Regions from separate parts of the Mus musculus genome. Here region 2 is linked to region 1. Evidence: chromatin loops called from intact Hi-C (ENCODE). Cell type or tissue: heart. All regions are shown on one strand. Each heading gives the region's core, and the rest is flanking DNA. Links, peaks and the distances in the headings are about the cores only.

Region 1 (10,808 bases), core at 868-8,867:
AAGCAAAGTGTCTGTTTGTGAAGTTCTGCTCTGGAGCCGGTTACACTTGGGTTCACAGGTGTGAAGACAGTGGGGACAGCTAGACAGCATAATGGAGAAGACAGGTCTGTCTGGCATGGGCTGTGGAGAACAGGCGTGTTTACAGGGAGTGGGAGGTATCTATAAGTGATTTAACACGTGTCTCTATGCATACATGTCAAAGCATAGATGAGGATGTGCACAGTGCATGTATGTACGGTCGTGGGTGTGTGGATGCATATATATGTGATGGTAGCATCGGAAGACACTCAAAAGTTCAGCTTCCTCCCATGGAAGCCAGGGAATCTGCGTCTGACCATGTGGTATGGGAAGCAGCTCTGAGCAGAGCTAGGCCCGGGGCCTTTGGGAAGCTAGATACACCTCCATGTGCTTAGAAACCACTCTGGCACCCTTCCCTGGCAGCTGTGTCAGGGAGCCTCTCCTTGGGGACATTCCAGCCATTGCTTGGGAGGTTTGCCTCGCCTGAGGAGACTGAGGACTTAATGCGTCCTACAGAGTGTCTGCATTCCTTGTGCTCATGAGAGAGGCCCTGTGCGGATCACTGTGTTCTTGTTCAGTGACTGACCATTGGCTCGGTGATGCCTGGGCTGGCCTCACACCTCAGACTCTGAGTCTGTCAGCTGTCATACGACCTCTGTTCCTCTGTTGATTTAACACTACAGTCTGCCAGACTCTGACTCTGTCTCTACATGTTGCCTTATGGCTGTTGGTTTTTTTTTTTTTTTCTCCACCAAGGTTCATTTAGGCAGAAACTCACCCAACACCATTTTGCTAAAAGCTCAGCAGACAGAACAGTGTGAAAAGATTGGCGTGGTTCTGCTGGGGACTTGGTTAGCAGGCATGGGGAGGATCTCTTTGTAGAGCCACTTGAGGTTAGTGTTTGCTTCTAGCTCCAAAGAGTTAGGTGTTGACTTATTCGATTCCACACTCACAGTCCCATTCTCTAGATAAACGTAATCAGGATTCTCAGGAAAGAGACGTAGGGATCTTATGTGAATAAGCAGCTCGGATGATTCTTATGCTGAGTCAAACTTGGGGCACTGCCATCATCCAGCTGTCTGTTAGGACTAAGACATTTACAGAAGTTGTAAGCAAATACATATATGTAGTTGCCAAGATTTGAAATTTAGGGGGAAAAGAGGCCAAATATTCCATATTGATAGCATTAACCATTTTTTTAATGAAAACATTATTTGAGTAGAGTTGAATGGTCACATAAAAATTTCTCACTATGCCATTTGGCCCTATTAATCACCATCTTATGAGGGGCGTGGCCAGCGATGGCCATGCTTAGACTCAGATTCCATCAGGGAAGTGAAAATGGTGGAGTTGGCTGTGAAGAAGATCTTTTACCATGTGGGGCAAGTCAAGCGTCAGCCCCTGAACCCAGCACGTTCCCACAGTTATCACTCACCCCAGTGATGGTTTCTGGCAGGTTCTCTGCACATCCACTCCGTGCATACCTTCTCTTTAGGATGGGCTGCCCTTCTGTCTCCATCTAGAAACCCACACTCGGTCATTGAGGTGCCTTCCTTCCTCTTATCCCACAGAGCTCACTGTCCTTGCAGTTGGGTCACACTTTATAGTTCCTTCTTCTATATAATGGATTCTTCTCTGCTCTTCCAAACCCCCATTCTCTAGCCCTTGTTATATCTTATTTTAAACTAGTAGTTATATAATCATTGTAAGACAGCCAGTGCCCACTGGCTAAAGCTATGGAAGTATTTGGGAACAACTGCAAGGTGTTTTGAAGATTGATCCACAAGTGTTTAGGTCATAATATCCTCCACAAAGGGCTTGTCTTGGATGTGAGGGCAATCTCTATCCCTCCCATAGCTGTACATTTGTTTGAAAGAAGATGCCCTTCCCTGAGTAGAGGACCAGTCTTTTGTCAAGGTACAGAGCATCTGTGATCCTCTGCTAGAACCTTCCAACAGCCCGCAAAGGCATAGTCTTCAGTGACTTCAACATCTGAATTGGCAGTGACAAGGGTTAGTCCTTAATAGGGTCTGAATATAGAGACCTGTGTTTGGTCATATTCTTGACAAGGTCTTTAAGGTCTCAGATACTTTGTGCGTGTAGGTGGAGTCTTATTTATTTCTGCCTGCTCATTGATAATTCTTAATAAACTTAGAGGGAACAAATATCCTTGTTGCTGTCTGCATGCAAACGCAGGTATGTATATTAGTTATAGTCCTAATACTCAGTTTCTTGGTTTTGCAGCCACCACTGGTCCAGGCAATCTTCAGTGGCGACCCAGAGGAGATTCGCATGCTCATCCATAAGACTGAAGACGTAAACGCACTGGTGAGAGACTGTGGTTGTTGTATGGGTCCTCCTGTGGGGCAAGCAAGGCCTCTTGACATTTTCTGTGCTGTGAACCCCTGTAGAAAATTGTGAGAGCTCAGGGCTGCTTTTTAGACTATTGTTTCAAAAAAAAAAAAAACAAAACCCATGGAGTGAAACTCTAGGGTTAGACTAAATCAATTATGTTGAAATATAGTTGTAAAAAAAATTTAAAGATCAAGGGACTGAAGATGTCACTCCAGGGGAGAGTGCTTACCTAGCACGCAAAAGGCCTGTGTTAGACCCCCCAACACTGCAAAACAGAGAAAAAAAAATCAAATTTAGGATGCAGTAATCTGTATGCTTATCAAAATTGACCTTATTCTAATCAACTCATAAATTAAAACATCACACAGTGTTTCAAGGCCCCAAACTCTATCTCAGTGAGTGTTTATACAGTTGCAGTGACCGTCTTGAGGCCATGGAGTTTCATTTAGGGTCTTATGCTTTCCCTGTCAATCACACTCATTCATCACAGGAAAAGCAGAAACTATGAGTTGAAACCAGAAGGGGGAAACCCCTACTTTATATCCTGTCTATGACCCATTAAGATACAGCGACGCATCTGGCAGCGAGCATTGCGTTTTGAATGACCTGCCACTACCTCTTGCATAGCTGTGATGTCTCCTGGTGACAGTGTCACACCGACTGCCACTACTCCCGTGGTTTGCTCTGTATATCCACAAAGGAAGGATGCCGGCCCCTATTAAGAAGGCAATGATAGTGAAGCTATACCATTTTTCTTTCTTGATGTAATGTACCTTGGCTCTGGTGAAATTTGGCAACCTGGGCCTGTGGACCACCAGATATGAAAACTTTTTGTTTTTTTCCCAGTGATTGAAGAAAGATGAGGAGAATAGCATTTTTAGACATGCATGGTTGCTAGGAAGTTGAAACAAGTGTCCAGCGGCAGTTTTGTTGGAGTGTGGCTGTCCATCTTGCACACATTGTCTCTGCTGCTCTCACACTGCCTTGCTGAGCCCGGGGTCTGGACTGAGCCAGGGCCACTCAAACCCTGCCCTTTGTAGGAAAAGTCTGCTGGTTCTTGCCCTAGGGAGTCCATGACCCTGGGATGAACCATTGAACTCTCTGCAGCTCTTACTCCCGTGCTCTTTGAAGTTGTTGAAACCTTGTGTGTGCTTCAGCATCTTGCATATTTTGCTGAGAAAAGGGTCAAGGTATTTCACTGAATTCCTAAAAGGACCTATGGCACATCTATCAAAAGATCTACACATAGACTGTATCTGGGACATTTCCAAACAGATCAGTCACTTGCACCAAAGGGCACAAGCATTGGCCAAGAAGTGACCCTTTTGATAGTTTCTTAGAGTCAGGCTGAACAAGCGATTAGGTGCAGGGTGTGCTGCTAATTCACTTAACACAATCTGATTATCAAAGTCCTCAGGTCCCTTAGGGAGAAGAGTCCTCTTTACAGTTTAGTGTTCAGTAGAAAAGACAGGGCGAGTCGTCCATCTTCAGTGTAAGCAGATCTTTTCCCTGGGGTGATAACCTGCCTTTGAGGAGGTATCTCTCTCAGGTCTGCTGGCGGGCGGCTCCCTTCCAAGACAGGTCCTTTGGAGCAGCCTTTGTCTGAGGCTGTCCAGATTGGTGTGGCTTTCTCAAAAGCCTTTTGGCAGCTTCTCCTCAGCTGGCAGTAAGAACAACAGGGCAATGTTTTGAGATGTGTTTTTGCAAGGTAAGCCAGGATGAAGTCAGGGACAGAGGCCTTGCAGAGGCAGCTGGGCACTGGTCCAGGACCTGTGGGGTGGAGGCTATGAAGCAAGTTCACTGTCAAGAGCTTTGACATCACAGGAATTTGCCTAGACTATTTGGTGGCTGTGGGCCAAGCCCTGGCAAGCCTAAGGCAAGGTTACTATCTTTTCCTAATAGTTACAAACAAACAGAACTTTTAATCATCTACATCTCGGGAAATTGTACTGACCTTTGAATGACCTTTCTTTCTTTTTGGAAAAGTAACAACCCGTTGCTGATTGGCTACCTAGGCTTAGCTCTGTAACACATAGATGACTAATGAATGTTTGAAATCCGGAGCTTAGTTCTCTCAGCAACACATGGGAAGAGTGTCCCCTTTTTACGTGGGGTCTGAGGTATGAATGTGAGGTTTTCTAAGGTCACTGTGAGGGTCATCTTCAGTCTGGCTGAAGAAAGAACAATAAACCTAGAGGGGAAGCATGGGAAGGTTTTCCTGGGTCAGTGTGGAGTGTGTATATCCCTTCTGCTCATCCTCCATTTTGGTGACCTGTCATATAGCCACACCTAACTCTGGGGGAGGGGCTATCACTGTGCTACTGCGCCCCTGAAAAGTCAGCACAATCAACTTTGATCTTACAAGCTTCCAGGGAGTTAAAGTGATTCCACTAAGTTGTGTTTTGGCCATCTTTTTCACACTTCAGTTATTTACTGTGTCGCAACTCTGTGCTAAGCATGAGAGACACAGCAGTGGCAAGACAGTGGGCTCCACTGTGGAGCTCACAAAGTGAAATCAAGAAATGAGAAGTCACTTTCCAGGGTTTGCTGGAGGCCAGTCTGCAGGGTCTGAACTGTGATAATAAGCACGGGAGGCTAAGGGAGGTGAAGGGAGGAGTCACCCTGTATCTGCAGGGGATATGCAGCAGAAAAGGCAGCGAAGGAGGACTTGAAGTTGCTGATGACTGAGTATATCAGTAGAGAGACCAGGCCCGAGGTACTCAGTGGGATCTTTCACATTTTGGAGGCTCATTGCTCTTTTTGTTCCACCCACAGCTCCCAAGACTCCCTTCCTCCCCGACTCCCCCTGCCATGTGTGTAAAGGAGATCTTGAATCCCACTCTCACAGGCCTGTAGGCTGTGTTGAACCAATCTCTCACTGCCAATGTAGGTCATTTGGAGCAAGGCTCCTTAATCATTTTCCACGTGACACACACTCTGTGCAAGACATTTTTTTTATGTAACCTTGGGTATAAAGGCATATAAAATAGGTTTGATAAAAACCAAACATTTATTGGCAATAAATTTCTTTTAAAACAACTCCTTTTTGGTATACATTTACTTTTATTGCTTATTAAAGATTAAGGCCAATTTGTATATTAATGAGATCGATATACTTCTAAAACGTTTCAATTTTGCATTAGATATGTGTGTGTCTGTGTGGGTAGGTACATGTGTGTGCAGGTGTGTGCCCACAGAGGCATTGGGTTCTTCGTAGCTACATCTGCAGCTGACTGTGTGTCAGTCAATCAAGGTGGCTGCTAGGAATGGACCATGGGCCCTCTGCAAGAGCAGTGAATGCTTTAACCTCTAAGGCATCTATCCAGCCTCTTGATGGACTTTAAAATTTTTACATAAAGGATCGAATCTTGGATGAATATTTGATGCTGCAGGGTAGAGTATCTTCCGTGTCTTTTAGTTTTTATAATTGTCAGTGTGGTGAATACATGCATGGAATAAAATGGCATGTGTATGTTTAGGACTTTTCAAAAAATTGTTGGAAATGCCATTATTATCCAAATTGAACAGTTTTTCTTACGAAATTCAAACCATCAGTTCAAGCAACAGTTTTGTGTGTACCTCTGTGTGTGCGTACATGGGTTTGTGAGCAGGTATGGACACCTCACTCGTTTTCCTGGGTTCTGGTGACTGGACTCGGGTCCCCATGCTTATCAGGCAAGTAATATTTACCACCTGAGCCATCTCCCATGCTCTTAAAGAACAATTTTAAAATAAAATATTCCAACACAATGAGACCCAAAGATAATACTAATTTGATATATACATGCTAAGGAATGATAGTAGGGAAATAATAAAATTCTTTGTTTTCCACCACTAAATCACAAAATTTCTAAACAAACAAAAACTTTGTGCAGTAAAACCACGGATTTCAACATACAGCAGTCTTGAATGAAGCTGAGCATTGCAGGAACGACTTGTTGGGGTGTGGCCCGATGGCGTGCGCAGTGTTGCATGCATGTCTTATGTTCACAAAGGCACAGTGAAGTCCCGAGGAACAGCATGGGCCAGCTGGATGGAAACACCGGGGTTCCTTATGTGTTTGATTTTGAACTGAAATTTGATCGTTCCACATTCAGACACTTGTGAGGATTGCCAGTTTTTTCATGACCCAATGGTTAAGAAGCAGAGGTCGAGAGAAAGTGAGGTTAACAAAGGGTGTGAGGAGGGAAGACACCCAGTGCTTAGAGCTCAGTAGTTTAGGAAGCGGGTGAAGCTGATGATATATGTATGCCAAGGAAGGAAGTGACCTGGAAGGCGATACCGGCCACCTCTCCTTCTCACCCTCTGCTTTCCTAGCTGACCCCAATGAATCATTATGCTGGGATCAGGCTGTGGACACGTGCTTTACTCTTGGAGTATGCCTCATTGCTTTCATTTTTCAGCTCTGACATTTTCACCTTGATTTACGTTTCATTTGATGGGCCATGGGTTCTTTGCTGCACACCACCCTTTGGTTAGTTGATCATTGCAGAGAAAACAATGCTGTTTGGATTGGCCTCTCTGTGCTTCTCCAAACTTGATTGCCTCCGCTTACTATTCATGGACTCTACACTTCATCTAGATTGAGTTGCCCAATTATGCTTTTCTCCTCCTGTGTTGACTTCTCTATGTTCCAGCCTTATCTCCCCTCTATCCCTACTAATGTCTCCAGTAAGTTACCCTAATTCTTCCTTCTGATGTCTTTATTACCTCCTCCTGACCCAGAAAAGGGAGTTCTCTCAACTCCCACAGTCCTCTCTTTGTCCCTGACCACTTTAGTCTTCTTTCTGAGTCAGTTAATTGTGCCTGCCTGTGTCATAGGTTCAAGAGATGGTGTGTGCAATGACATGGTTGTGCTCACATTCATTCTCACTGTTCAGTTACCCAGCAGCCCTGGCAACACACTGAGAGAATCAGTCAGCCTCACTTATTTCTGATGTCGAGTCACCTTGTTGTCACCTATGTTTTAGTTCCCAGAGAGGACAGATCACTGAACCAGAGGAAGCAGCTGGCTGAGCGAGTGTCCCCAGGTTGCAGCTGGAAAGTGGATGAGCTGTTTGGAAGGCTGACGTCGTGTAGACTGAGTTGAGGAACCTGTGAAATGGCAGGATGATCGCTCTGGATCCTTCTGTTGCTTCTATCATGAGTGGTGTATCAGAGTCTAGAGATGTGGGATAGCTGTTGTATATGCCAAGATATCTATGTAAACTGACCCAGATATGGGTGATCACTAAGGACATTATAGAATCTTCCATTGTAATAATCAAACTGAGCAGAAGGTAGATAGAGAACAGCATCTTAATTTACAACCTCAAAGTTCCTGTCTTTAGCAACTCCAAAATCAGACTTGGAACTCAGTAGGATCCCTTTACAGCAACCCTACACCATGAAGATGGTCTTACTGTGCCACACAGAGACTAGGAAAGAGACAAATTGGTCCTGTGCTGTAGACTTAGGACAGGAAACCATTGCACACAGCTCAAGTGAACATTGTCGTCACATTAAATTGGATCTACGCTGTCATTATGCCAGGTGGTTGTAAGCTACAGCAAGAAGATTTCAGCTCCAAAGCTAAGAGACAGTATACAGGGCTGTCTAAAGAGGAGAGGAGTGTCTTTACAGATGAGACCCTGGAAGGCCATTAGACAGAGCTCCTACAGACAATGCCTGCTACTGCCTCAGATAGCCCCAGCCCTGCCTTGTGCTCTTAGCAGCAGTAGTACTTCATGGCGCTGTTTCGTCTTCTTGTTTTAGTGTTAGAGATACTGGTAGGTTGAGTCAGCATGTAAATCGTCGTAACTTCCTTCTCAGCCTGAAGTAGCTTTAGAGAGCCTTGTCTTCCAACTGTGAAAGACTACACTTCGAAGATTTGTGACTCCTATGTGACACCAAATGTGAGGTGCTTATTTCCCATTAAAAAGAACCACTAACAGCAACCTATGCACGCACACACAGATGTATATGCATGTGCACATGGTGTATACATGCTATACATTAGTATAGCAAATGAAATTAGCAAGTATTCTTCAGTATCATTTAATGCTCAATACATACTAATTAGTAGTCTCAAACAGTTGAGTTGTCCACAAGTTGTTGATTTTAATTTACTCATTTTATACAAAAACCAATTTCGTCATTCATGTAATATTTATCATTTGCAGCAAAGTTTGACCCAAGTACACATGCACTTTGCTTCCTTTCTCTGTTCTGTGAAAGGAGGGGCTCATATGTGACTGTAATAGAATGCATCTTAAGTTAAAAGCAAAGAACTTATAGCAAGCAAAGGGGAAGAAATGATTCATGCTACCACTTTGACTACAGAAAATAATGTAGGTGGTGGAGGAATGTTAATCTCAAGATGCAAATGAGAGAAAAAGAAACTGATATTTTACAAGAATGGGCTTTTTAAAGAACAAGACAAATGAGAGTAGTGAGCTTGTAATTTATCTGGGTATCTGTTAGGGCAGATTACTAGTTCTTTAGAAAATAGAATGCATTTTTAATTCCACTCATGAGCAGCCTGGAGAGATGGCTCAGCAGTTGAGAGCACTGACTGTTCTTCCAGAGGACCCAGGTTCTATTTCCAGAATGCACATGGCAGCTCACAGCTGTCTGAACTCCACTCCCACAGGCATCTGATACTCTCTTCTGCTTTCCGCTGGTACCAGGGGCATACATGGTGCACAGCCACACATGCAGACAAAATACTTAAATACATAAAATATAAAATAAAATTAAATACACTCTATGTGGGCTAAATCATTTAGTCTCTACCCAAGGAATTCAGAATGATCACTTTGCCACATTCCTACATTCGTTAACGTTTTCTCGGCCTGATTTTCCCGTGTTGACTTCCCCGAAACCTTGGAATATAGATTCTATAGCCTCTAGCCCGGCTTCCCGTGCTTCTGGATCTTCTCCTTTACAGATACATTGTACCTTCTTCTCCTTTACAGATACATTGTACCTTCTTCTCCTTTACAGATACATTGTACCTTCTTCTCCTTTACAGATACATTGTACCTTCTTCTCCTTTACAGATACATTGTACCTTCTTCTCCTTTACAGATACATTGTACCTTCTTCTCCTTTACAGATACATTGTACCTTCTTCTCCTTTACAGATACATTGTACCTTCTTCTCCTTTACAGATACATTGTACCTTCTTCTCCTTTACAGATACATTGTACCTTCTTCTCCTTTACAGATACATTGTACCTTCTTCTCCTTTACAGATACATTGTACCTTCTTCTCCTTTACAGATACATTGTACCTTCTTCTCCTTTACAGATACATTGTACCTTCTTCTCCTTTACAGATACATTGTACCTTCTTCTCCTTTACAGATACATTGTACCTTCTTCTCCTTTACAGATACATTGTACCTTCTTCTCCTTTACAGATACATTGTACCTTCTTCTCCTTTACAGATACATTGTACCTTCTTCTCCTTTACAGATACATTGTACCTTCTTCTCCTTTACAGATACATTGTACCTTCTTCTCCTTTACAGATACATTGTACCTTCTTCTCCTTTACAGATACATTGTACCTTCTTCTCCTTTACAGATACATTGTACCTTCTTCTCCTTTACAGATACATTGTACCTTCTTCTCCTTTACAGATACATTGTACCTTCTTCTCCTTTACAGATACATTGTACCTTCTTCTCCTTTACAGATACATTGTACCTTCTTCTCCTTTACAGATACATTGTACCTTCTTCTCCTTTACAGATACATTGTACCTTCTTCTCCTTTACAGATACATTGTACCTTCTTCTCCTTTACAGATACATTGTACCTTCTTCTCCTTTACAGATACATTGTACCTTCTTCTCCTTTACAGATACATTGTACCTTCTTCTCTCCTTTTAGTAATTGACTTGACTGAGGGTGGAAGCTCTGAGATGTTGTGCTAGTAGCTAGCATCTTGGATACTACAAATTAGACTAAATGAGAAGCTGCAGGAATAAAGAAGCTGCAGGCAAACTCAGCTCCATCCATGATGTAGGGCATCATTAGTGAGGGGGATGAGCTCCTTAGCCATTTTCAGTGCTGTGCAGTGTTGGGGTGCAGTATGACTGGACTTGTAAAGGCTTTTAAAAGAAAAATACAAGAAATTTCTAACATATTAAATGTTGGTTCTGACATTATTCATGCCAAAGAAGCTACTGTTTGCGTGGGCCAAACCCAGCCTGAGGCAGTTTGCTAGCTGTGGGTGACAGAGCAGAGAGATGGATATTAGGGCTCCCCTGGTCACTATGTATGCAGTGTAGTTGCTGTGCCTTTCATACTGAATACTGGTCATCTGGGGACAGCAATGTCTATGTTCTTCAAGTGTGCACAGTATTTACAATGGAACCACCTTTTTGTCTGTCCCCCAAAAGCTGTTGTATTGACGATTTTATGCTTATAAATTGCAAAACAAA
Region 2 (10,808 bases), core at 1,002-9,001, 71 kb after region 1:
GAAAAACTCTCTGATTTTGATAAGTGGCCATGTTGTTTTTAAATTCAAAAGAAAGCATTTTTTTTTTATTCTGAGGGGGAAAAAAACCATAGCTGCATCTGACCTATAAATGGGATGGCTTTAAAATAACTGAAAGTTAGTGAAATTGGAGTAGGTAATGAGTCATGAGGATGAGGAATGGGAGGGGCCAATGAGGAATGTGAGGAGCCAATGAGGAATGGGAGGAGCCAATGAGGAATGGGAGGAGTTCATGGGGAATGGGAAGAGTCCATGAGGAATGGGACAGCCCATGAGGAATGAGAGGAGCCAATGAGGAACAGGAGGAGTCCATGAGGAGTGGGAGGGGCCCATGAGGAGTGGGAGGGGCCACTGAAGAATGGAAAGGACCACTCAAGGGGAGAAGTCTTGCAGAGGGAGAATCATCAAAGGTTGGCAAGACAAGGGGTAGGACCTGAAGATGAGGAATGGAATCTTGGAAGGGGCATGACACTATAGAATGCACACATGTTTTGTTCTGGGGCTAGACTGCATTAATAAAATGTAACCTATCTGTGCTTTGTAAAATAAGGGAAATAATAGCATCTTCTTCATGGGCATGTTGTGGAGATTAAGCATAGTTGTCATATCTAATTGTACAGCTCAGAGCTATCATACAGTAAGCACTTGATATTGTTCACATTCTCCGAGAGGATGCCAGGAGCAAGGGTAGGCATAGGAAGCAAGCTGACTCTTTTTATTTTGTGTGTGGGTACAGTGTTTATGCCATAGCACACGCCCATGTGGAGGTCAGAGGACAATCTGCAGGAGTTAGTTCTCTTCTTGTATTAGGTGGGTTATGGGAATTGAACTTGAGTACCCTGGCTTGGAAGTGAGCACCCTTCCTTACCCACTGAACCATCATCTCACAGGTTCTGCATTTAAATTTTGAGAACCTCATGTTGAGCCAGGTTGAGGACACAGTAGTGGAAAATGTCATGTTATAGCATAGAACAGTAAAGGATATGAAAAAATAGGACTTAGGTTGCTTCAGTCACATAAAGATGACAGGAAGGGGCCGTTGTCATCTGCGGAGAGAGTATATAACAGCATGACTGGAGAAGCTGAGGGAAGTCTGAAGGAGCTCTTGACCCTTAGGGTTGGGAGAAGGAAGATACAGAGCAAGGATGAGAAAGAGATAGGAAAGGGAAGAAAGAACTGAAGGGAGTGTGATATCTTCACGAAGGTCTGAGGGATGCAGAAAGGGAAAAATAGAACCAGTGAAGAGTGTTTCAGAGCTCCACATTCTATATACGGAGCCCGTGCAGGGTCTCAGGGAGAGGTGAGAAGGCCTTAAAGCAAGGGAGAGACCAAGGAGACACAAACCAAAGTGACAAAGAGTTTTTGTGTGGGGTAGAATTTACAGAGTCTGGTAGTCATGGGGAGAAACAAGCTCACAACGGGCCTGTGGGCATCTGTGGGTTCTTTCAGACTAAGGTGGAGGATGGGCATTGGATAAAGGCATCATCTTTGTGACCCTCCACTTCGTTAACTCACAGGTTGTCTGATATTCCCCATACCTTGCAAAATGCATCTTAGTGCTCTTGCTGTGTCTGATGCCCAGATATGCCGCCTCCTGCCATGCCTGCCTGCTTCTTCCAGTTGGCTACCCAGTACTCAGTTCAAATCAGATAATGGACTTGTTACATGGTCAGCTTATCTCCTTTACCATAGACCAGAGGGGCTGGAGAAATGGCTCAGCAGTCAATAGTTCTTGACACTCCTACAAAGGACTTGGTTTTGATTCCCAGTAACTAAATCCAGGGGGTTTAAAGCCACCTATGACTCCAGTTTCAGAGTTTCTAATGTCATCTTCTGGTATCTGTAGGTACCTGCACACACACATATAGTGCACATATATGCACTTAGGCACACATGTACATATACATTAGAATAAATAATATATACTTAGCATTGATGCTTAATTTTTCTTATAGATCATTAATCATAAATAGGATGCAAGAAATGGCATCTTAAAAACCATAGATGGGTTTAACTGTATCTACTTTCTGTAGAGGGGTTTTGAATGCACATCTAACCTTTCCCAGCCTCTCTTTATCTCCTGTCTATCTGGTCTGAGTGTGTGACCATCAGATCCTCCTTTAAGGTTCAGTGTACATTCTAAATGAGCCCACCACCTTCCCTTAAATATAGTCTTCCTGTCAGTATGTAGATTTCTAGTTAAAGTTGTACTATGTTGCTTTTAGATTTTGAAAATGCATGTGGATATTATTAGACAGTTTGGGTTTTTTTTTTTAAGATTTTTTTTCAAGTTTAAGAGAAACAGCATATTGAAATGCAGCCAGCACCCATCAGTGTTCACTTGGGTTTCCGCCACACTTATGGAACCCTGAGTGACGTCTTTATGAGCGGTAGAGTGGTGGAAAAGGGAGACGGTGTATGTTCCATGTGCACGGCACAGTCCCTGTTCCACTAGCTTCATCTCATCTCCCTAAGCTTTGGCCTTTCACTATTGAACCTCGGTAAAATAATAAAGGCATGTTGTTTTATATAAAACTCTATTGAAGATTCCCTTGTAATTTGCAATTAAGAAAAAATGTGTAATTTTTCTTCTCTATTACAGATTATAAGTTCTATAGTATCTCAATGCTTCTCTCCCCCAACAGTCAGACTTCAAGAATGTACTATATACAAAGCCACAGTGGAAAAGATAGAAAACATCTCAGATAGCTGCAGCCACATTGCTCAATTCCTGGTCACTAACATTTAGTCTGGTTCACTTGCTGCCTGTGGACCTTTGGAACATTTATAGCTAGGAGACTGGATCCTGCCATATATCTGCTGAGTGTGTCAGTTCTCTTATCTGTATGTTCTGGGGCTAATTTGTAAAATGGAATTTATCACAAACTGGAACAGGCAGAAGGAAGCGGCAGAAGAAGCATAGCCTTGGAGTTTGGGAGAGGAAGTAAAGAAAGGAAGGAAGGAAAGAAAAAGTGAACATTTGAGTCCACACGTGTCATATTTTGTATTTGAATCGTTAAAAACAGAACAAGCTGAACTACACGTGGCTTTTCCCAGTCAGCTTTCAGATACTCTCCTACTGACTTAGGATTCACTCGTGGGTAACTGAGTTCACATAATGACGCCCCTATCCTGACTTAGTGTGATCCCATAGCAACCTTATTGTCTTGAGATGGGGCACTGACTCCTGTGACTCTAGGATGCCACATGCCACAGAGCATGTCGTGTCTCCAGAGAGTCGCAGTGCCATTGAGGGAGGAAGCTTGGGATGTGTGAGAATGAACCCAGAATGCATTATGTATAGAAGAAAGGCTGAATGGGCTCCCAAGGAACGTGATGGGCAAGACAACTTATATATTCTATTTAGTTCAAGAACGTGTTGGGTTCTACTCTACATGAAGTACTAGTATTTGTCACACAGTTATCATAATTCTTGCTAATTTCCTCTTACGGCTCAGGACTTGACCATACTTAACAAAAGGGGTTCTTGTTTAATCAAGTGAAGTCTCAAAATACAAAATCCAATGTCTTAAATCTGATGGGAATAATATACACAAGAAATTGGAGGGATATTAGGAATTAATAAAAGTATTTCTTTTCCATAAAAGCAAAGCCTTGAACAAATAGAAGGATTGAGCACAATTGTCCCGGGTACACAGGCAGTATTGCCCTGGTCCAAAGTACTGGGGACAGTAGCAACCACAGGTCCCAGGCTGAAGAGGCAGAAAGGGAAATGTAGCAGGGTTTCTACTTTCAGCTTGAATACTGAGTTCTAAATGTTAAAGACTTAAGAAGGAACATTGACTGCCTTTTGAATGTCCTTGGTTGTCAGGTTTTTATTTTTTATTTTTTTGAAAGAATGAATACTCCCTACATCCGTACCATGTAAGCACAGCGGCCTCCAAATGGCAGCCATGAAGCCGAGGACAGTTGGTTATGACCCAGACCCCTGAGTAGGCGAACAAAGCCAAGTCTGCAGGGATAGATCTGAGATGAGCGCCATCGGCACCAGGCAGCCCAGCTCTGCATTGTATCAGCTGTGGTCATTCCTGCTTCTCTGTCCCTATACCAAAAGCCCAGACACTCCCATTGGGTAGAGCGTGGTGGTTGCTGTCTTCCACTCAGGACTGACTTTGCAATCTATATGCTAGTAATTGCCTGCGCCTGCCCTGGCTCGCAGCTGCACTATATACAGCTACCAACTGAGGAATCCTCAGTAGAGACTTCAAACTCTTTTCCAAGCATGGGAAAGTGCCTGCTTCAATATTTATCAAGATATTTCCTAAACATGAAGTATTCATAGCTTTATATACATTTAATTAAATCATAATTACTTCAGTTTTATATTAAATCTAAGCGCTAATACTGAAGCAAAATTTAAAGAAACAGCACCACCTACGGACAAGTCAGTGTTAACTCTGAAGTCCCACCTTCACTGTCCATGAGTCTTGGACTATAGTCCCTGTCCCTCTTACTTGGTGTGTGTGTGTGTGTGTGTGTGTGTGTGTGTGTGTGTGTGTGTGTGTGTGTGTATTCATTTCTCCAGAGTGGTCCCCAGGTATTAGAGTTATTGGAACTGTCTCCACTCCAGACCAGACTCTGGAATTATGTGGCTTTTGAAATGTCTATGAGTGTGCCAAGGTCAGCACTGTAGACAAATATTCTTCTCCCACTGGCTTTTCCTTTAAAAGGTGTCAGTCTTACTTCTACCCTTTTTCAATATTTGCTGATTCAGACTCTATTAATATTATATGGGTCCTAATATCTTCCCTCCCATATACCAGAGAAAAATTTTAACTTTATTGTTTGTTTCTTCAATTGGGTTGTAGTTATCACTGTGATCGAATCTTTTGTTGGCAGAGACTTTGTGTAGCTACAGTCCTTTTTTCAAAGGAATACTTATAGGATATAATAAAGCTAAAAAGCAAATAAATAAATGAAATAAACAGCAAAACAACAGCAACCAGCACACCACCACCCATAGTCTAAAGCATGGTTCTTAGCCACGGCTCTTAACGGTACAGTTGTACTGTGCAAGCTTGAGGAGATGATGGGGATGCTGAGACTCAGTAGGTATGAGTTAGTGCACAGAATTCATGTCACAAATTAGAGCCCTGGGTAGGGGTGGATCTCCTCTAAGAGATACTTATTTAACAATTATTTGCTTTCAATTGGGGACTTTAAAAACCACTTTAAAGCCTAGATGTTTAGATTTTATCACAAGATGGAGTACTCATGTGTGTCACTTTATATTTTAACCTGAATTTGAAAAAAGGTTTTCTACAGATATTTAGGAACTAACAGTAACAACCATCTAAAACAATTCCTGAGGACAGTAAGCTGGCTCAACAAGTGAAGAAAGGCTCCCGCCACTAAGCTTGTTGACCCGAGTTAGAACTTTGGATACCACACGATAGAAGATAAGAACTGGCTTGCTCAAGTTACACTCTGACTTCCATATGTACATGGTGGCATATGCATCCACACACATATACATTACATACATTAAGTAAAATGTAATAAAGTTAAAAAGCAACGCTTAAACGCTTAAGATAGAGGAACTTTTCATCATAAGTTTAAACCTATCAGAAGTTTAAAATGCCTTTAACAAGTTTTCTCCCCACACTGAGCATCACTAGGCAGCAGTCCACTGCAGCATGTCTGCTGCTCACCTGCACGCTGCTGCTCACCTGCACGCTGCTGCTCACCTGCACGCTGCTGCTCACCTGCACGCTGCTCACCTGGACGCTGCTCACCTGCACGCTGCTCACCTGCACGCTGCTCACCTGCACGCTGCTGCTCACCTGCACACTGCTCACCTGCACGCTGCTCACCTGCACACGGCTCACCTGCACGCTGCTCACCTGCACGCTGCTCACCTGCACGCTGCTCACCTGCACGCTGCTCACCTGCACGCTGCTCACCTGCACGCTGCTCACCTGCACACTGCTCACCTGCACACCGCTGACCTGCACGCTGCTGTCCTCCCACCATACCTCCAGGGTTTCATACTGCATATTGTAGCCCAGAAAAGGAGCTACTTTGAAGCGTCAAGGCACAGTTTCTACTGAATATGAATAGCTCCACACGATCCCAAGCTCAGGAATGCCATATAGAGGAGCTGTTGTAGTTGAGGGAATGTCTGTACACCTGCTCCTCTGGACATTCTTTTGTTCCAGAATCAGCCAGGTTCTTTCAGATGCACTTTCATCTCTTAATTAACTGTGGGAGTCTGGTCTAACGGTCAGTAGGTAAGTTCTGTACATTGTCTATGTTTTGTCTTCGTCTGTTTTAGGAAATTTCCCAATTTTTCTGTCATGAGTAAGACATAAGTAAATTCAACCCACATTTACTAACTACCAATAAAATGCAGGGAATGGTTAGGGTTTCCCCTTGAGAGTTGCATCAATTTAGCCAGCAGTAGGTCAAACAGGCCCATGCAAGTTCACAATTGCTTACCTTTCTAGACACTGAGACAAACACCTCAGGAAATGTCCTTTGTCAATTTGATAACAAGGGAGAAGAGAACATTTGGGATGATCACTTCTCTAAGATTTTTTAAAGATGTGCTGTTAAATATGTATATATATATATATATATATTTTTTTTTTTTCAGCAGGTAAGGGTAAAGGTGAGCCTGTTACCTGAGTTTGATCCCTGGAACCCTCAGAGAGCTGGAAGGGGATAAAGGATTCTGCAAAGCTATCTTCTGGCTTCCACATGTACACGATCCCTGTCCCCCTGCTTCCCACCATTGCACATGTGTGTGTGCGAGCACACACACACACACACGCACACAAATAGTAATAATCAAATGTTAATGTTATGATGTTATACAGTAACTGGAGAAGTCTTGTATGTTGCATCTTTTATATAATATTTTTATTTTTTGAGAATCTCATACATGTATACAGTGTATTTTGATGAAATCTAACTGTTCCCTCCATAGATCAACTATCCCCACCGTGTATGCATGGATGTGGGGTCATTCACTGGAGCAGGTTAGGCCTACTAGGGACCCCAGCCCTAAATGCAACAGACTGCTCTTCTATTAGCAGCCATCGGTGATCAGTAACTCCACAGCCTGCTGCATAGGTGTTGAGGAAGCAGCAGGAGCTGCTGTGAGCCCTGAGCAAATCAGCCCTCTCGCGGGTCTGGGAAACAGTTGCCCTGTTCCTCTTAGACTCTCATTATTTCACACTTAATCTCTTCTTTGTCGAACACACTTTTAAAACACAACTGAAATTGATGTTCCCAGGACGTTGCGAGCGGCTTTCACGGTGATGATTCAGATCTATGATATGGCTCACAGCTTCCTTTCTCCTTTCTTATTTTGCAGAGTAAGGATGGCAAAAGTCCTCTGCACATGACAGCTGTCCATGGACGGTTCACGCGGTCACAAACCCTCATCCAGAATGGTAGGAGGCTTGCCTTGGTGGTGCTTCAAGTTTTGAACAGTTTTTCAGACTGATTGCATTGGTTTTAAGCAGCTGCATAAAAATCGATGCTGTGTTTGGGCTTTAGCAAGCGTGGGTTTCCATGAGGCTTTGCAGGCTGCTGGATGCTCACTGTACCCATATCCTCAGTTTCCCCCACTCGTGGGGAGAACATAGAATAATGTAGTCAATCCTCAGACAGGTGAAAACACACACTTGGCTCTTGGGAGAGATGGACAGGTTTGGTTTTTTAATTAGATATTTATTTACATTTCAAATGTTCTCCCCATTCCTAGTTTCCCCTATGTCCTCCCCTGTCCCCCTGCTCACCAACCCACCCACTTCCACTTCCTGGCCTTGGCATTCTCCTACACTGGTGCATAGAACCTTCACAGGACCAAGGGCCTCTCCTCCCATTGATGACCGACTAGGCCATCCTCTGCTACATATGCAGCTAGAGCCTCGAATCCCTCCATGTGTTTTCTTTGATTGGTGGTTTAGTCCCAGGGAGCTCTGGGGGTTAGTTCATATTGTTGTTCCTCCTATGGGGCTGTAAACCCCTTAAGCTCTTTGGGTACTTTCTCTAGCTCCTTTATTGGGGACTCTGTGCTCTGTCCAATGGATGGCTGTGAGCATCCACTTCCGTATTTGTCAGGCACTGGCAGAGCCTCTCAGGAGACAGCTATATCAGGCTTCTGTCAGCAAGCTCTTGTTGGCATCCACAAAAGTGTCTGGGTTTGGTGATTGTATATGGACATGTTTTAGATTCTGAGGTGTTTCACTTTTAATGATGCTAAGCATTCATTGCTTGCATTTTCAATCAGCCGATCTGGGTTATTTTAGATTGTTGACCCAGTAAAGTTCCCCAAGTTTGAGCTCATTAAACTACTCAGACAAAAGTAGAAAAAAGTAGGGTGGGTGACTCAAGGTTTAAGCAGGTAAGTCTGTGATGAAATCCCAGGCAAGAGAGAAAGAGAGAGAGAGAGAGAGAGAGAGAGAGAGAGAGAGAGACAGAGAGAGAGAGACAGAGAGAGAGACAGAGACAGAGAGAGAGAGAGACAGAGAGAGAGACAGAGAGAGAGACAGAGAGAGAGACAGAGAGAGAGACAGAGAGAGAGACAGAGAGACAGAGAGACAGAGAGACAGAGAGAGAGAGAGACCATGAAACAGTAATTTTCCAGGCTCTCAACCCAAGTGTTCTTTGAACATCACCAGACTATCTCGGACACCAAAGTCCCTGTAGTCTCATTCCATGTCACAGCTTATGTCACCCCGAGGGCCATGGTTGACATCTGTGAATGGGTTAACTCTGACAGCACAGCTTCTATGATCTGAGCAAGCTGAAGAGACAACTTGAAAGCAAAACCAGCAAAACACAGGTTTGCATCATGCATTTAAGAGGACATTCCTGGTCAATTTGGTAATGCCTAAACTGTGTTTAGCAGACTCAAACTTTAAATTCTAATGTGAGTGACTCTTCTTGGATTTCTCTGTTTTGTAACTATAAGAATTTTGGGCAATAGGGAAAGTTAGTGGCACTGAGTTTAACTTAGGCACCAAAAACAAACAAACAAACAAACAAACAGCATGTGCATCTATATAGAGAAGCAGGCACCGACGATGCTCCTCGGGAAGCAAAAGCCACAGTAGTGCAGAAGACATTACAACCATGTTTGCCAAGACCATAAGAGGGTGTCATATTTCTTGGGATTGGAGTGACAGGCTGTTGTGTGCATACATAGGGATGCTAGGAAATAAACTCTGTCTTCTGCAAGAACAATGGTATTCTTAGCTACTGAGCCAGGTCTTTAGCCCCAAGAACACTTTAAAAAACAAATATATGAGCTGCCTTTTTAACTAGTGTATCCATCTGCCAGACCACACCTGCATCTCCTCCATTTCAGAGTTTGGCGCAGCCTCCCTCTCCCATCCTAATGTGCTTATATCACTCTTGGAGGCTGCCTTGACTTCTCCATCAGTCAGACTTGGAGTTTGCTATACTTTAAGGTTAGAACAAGAGCTGAGAGTCTTAAAGTTTATCCCACCATTGATTAGCTGGTATCTGGCTTATAAGTGGGCTAGGATCCTCAGACCTGAACTGATGACATACGGTGACTGTAATACAGAGGTTGGCACATGTAATGATAAAGCTAATGTTGGTTAAATGTTCATGCTGTGCCAGGCTCTTTGCCATATATCCCATCTATTTCCTCCTCACAATACCAGGAGGAAGGGGGTGCTATCATCAACTTCACAGTGAGGCAGTCAGAGGTGGTGGGTTTTCTGAGCAGCATGTGGGGTCAGGAGTTGGAACATAGTCTAGCGTTAGAGAGCCGCTTCTCCGCCACTATCTGTATGCATATATATCTCCCCAGAAGGACAGTGATGGTTGAAGATTTTCTCTTAAACTTGAATTTGATGCAGTGTAAGAGTTGCCTGCATTTGAGAGAGTTGTCCCCGTAGATGGACAACTTTGTGGGTTTTTTCTTTCAGCTTTTATTACATCCATGAGAACTGTCAGTTCTTCCATTTGACCTTTCTGGGCATTTGAAAAATGTTCCTAGGGAGCAGAGGAAGTTCTTTTCTTTCTTCCTGTTTATTTTGTTCCTTCTGAAAAAAAAATCCTGCTCTGGCTAAGACCCTGCTTTCCCAGAGGCTCATTCCCAGGCCTGGTGTCCATCTCCAGAGCTTGTCATCACTCACATAAACTGCTCTGTGCCAGACCTGAGAGGCTCTATCATGAGGGGGCACAGTTATCTGCACACTGGGGAATGTCCTTTGCATGTTTGTTTGTTCTTAGATTGCTTAGATGTTCTGCCTCTGTAGAGTAGTCTCCTCTTTCTGATCCCAGCCAGGGTTTTTACGTATGCATGAAAACCTGACTCCTCCAGCATCACTCAACTTTGGGAAGGCAATCACTCACACAAACAAGTACAAAAGCCATGACTTTTCCTTTGCTACTTAAAAAACAAAATGTACTTGGGCTCAAATCACATTGTTTCTTGTTGCAGACCACCCTGTCACAGCAAGAGAGGGATGGGAACTCTTAAAGAGGACACTGTGTGGAATCAGAGGCATTTGGTCCAGCTTTTGGCACGAGGCAGCTGCCTCAGAGGCTGTCCAGGGAGTTACACAGTTCATAAATGAGGTTGCCTTAGACTCTTCTGGTACAGGCTCTCTCTATTTTTAACGCTTCTGGAAGTACTAGCCTATGATGACACAATATGAGATTTTTGACCTTTTGGCTCACAGTCCTTCTGAAGCAACTTAAGATGACCATTCTTGCTTGTGCAATGAAAAGCTAATTTCAGATGAGTGCTTATAGTCCCTTTTGAACACGCTGTGCACACCTTT

The links. A loop is a pair of places that touch in the nucleus more often than their neighbours do. Peaks named below come from ENCODE experiments on the same cell type or tissue, not always from the same donor. Only the 100,000 strongest peaks of a DNase experiment are listed, where the experiment ranks them.
Region 2: it touches region 1 in a loop (3.0-fold over the local background); 9 of 42 quality-filtered maps call a loop at or near these places.

The regions. Positions count from the first base shown.
Region 1 is chr1:54,820,150-54,830,957 of GRCm38, reverse strand. It overlaps Ankrd44 (ankyrin repeat domain 44), which reads left to right. Exons shown (of 28, transcript NM_001081433.3): 2 at 2,263-2,346. Among named protein-coding and RNA genes, the nearest start is that of Ankrd44, 100 kb to the left of the region's middle. In heart, for the core only: no CTCF peak of the experiment used is centred there; DNase peaks (open chromatin) are centred at 2,967, 4,157 and 4,647; H3K27ac peaks cover 325 bases.
Region 2 is chr1:54,749,518-54,760,325 of GRCm38, reverse strand. It overlaps Ankrd44 (ankyrin repeat domain 44), which reads left to right. Exons shown (of 28, transcript NM_001081433.3): 9 at 7,358-7,436. All of the region lies in intron 3 of 4930444A19Rik (a long non-coding RNA gene), which reads right to left. Among named protein-coding and RNA genes, the nearest start is that of 4930444A19Rik, 73 kb to the right of the region's middle. In heart, for the core only: a CTCF peak has its summit at 4,401; no DNase peak of the experiment used is centred there.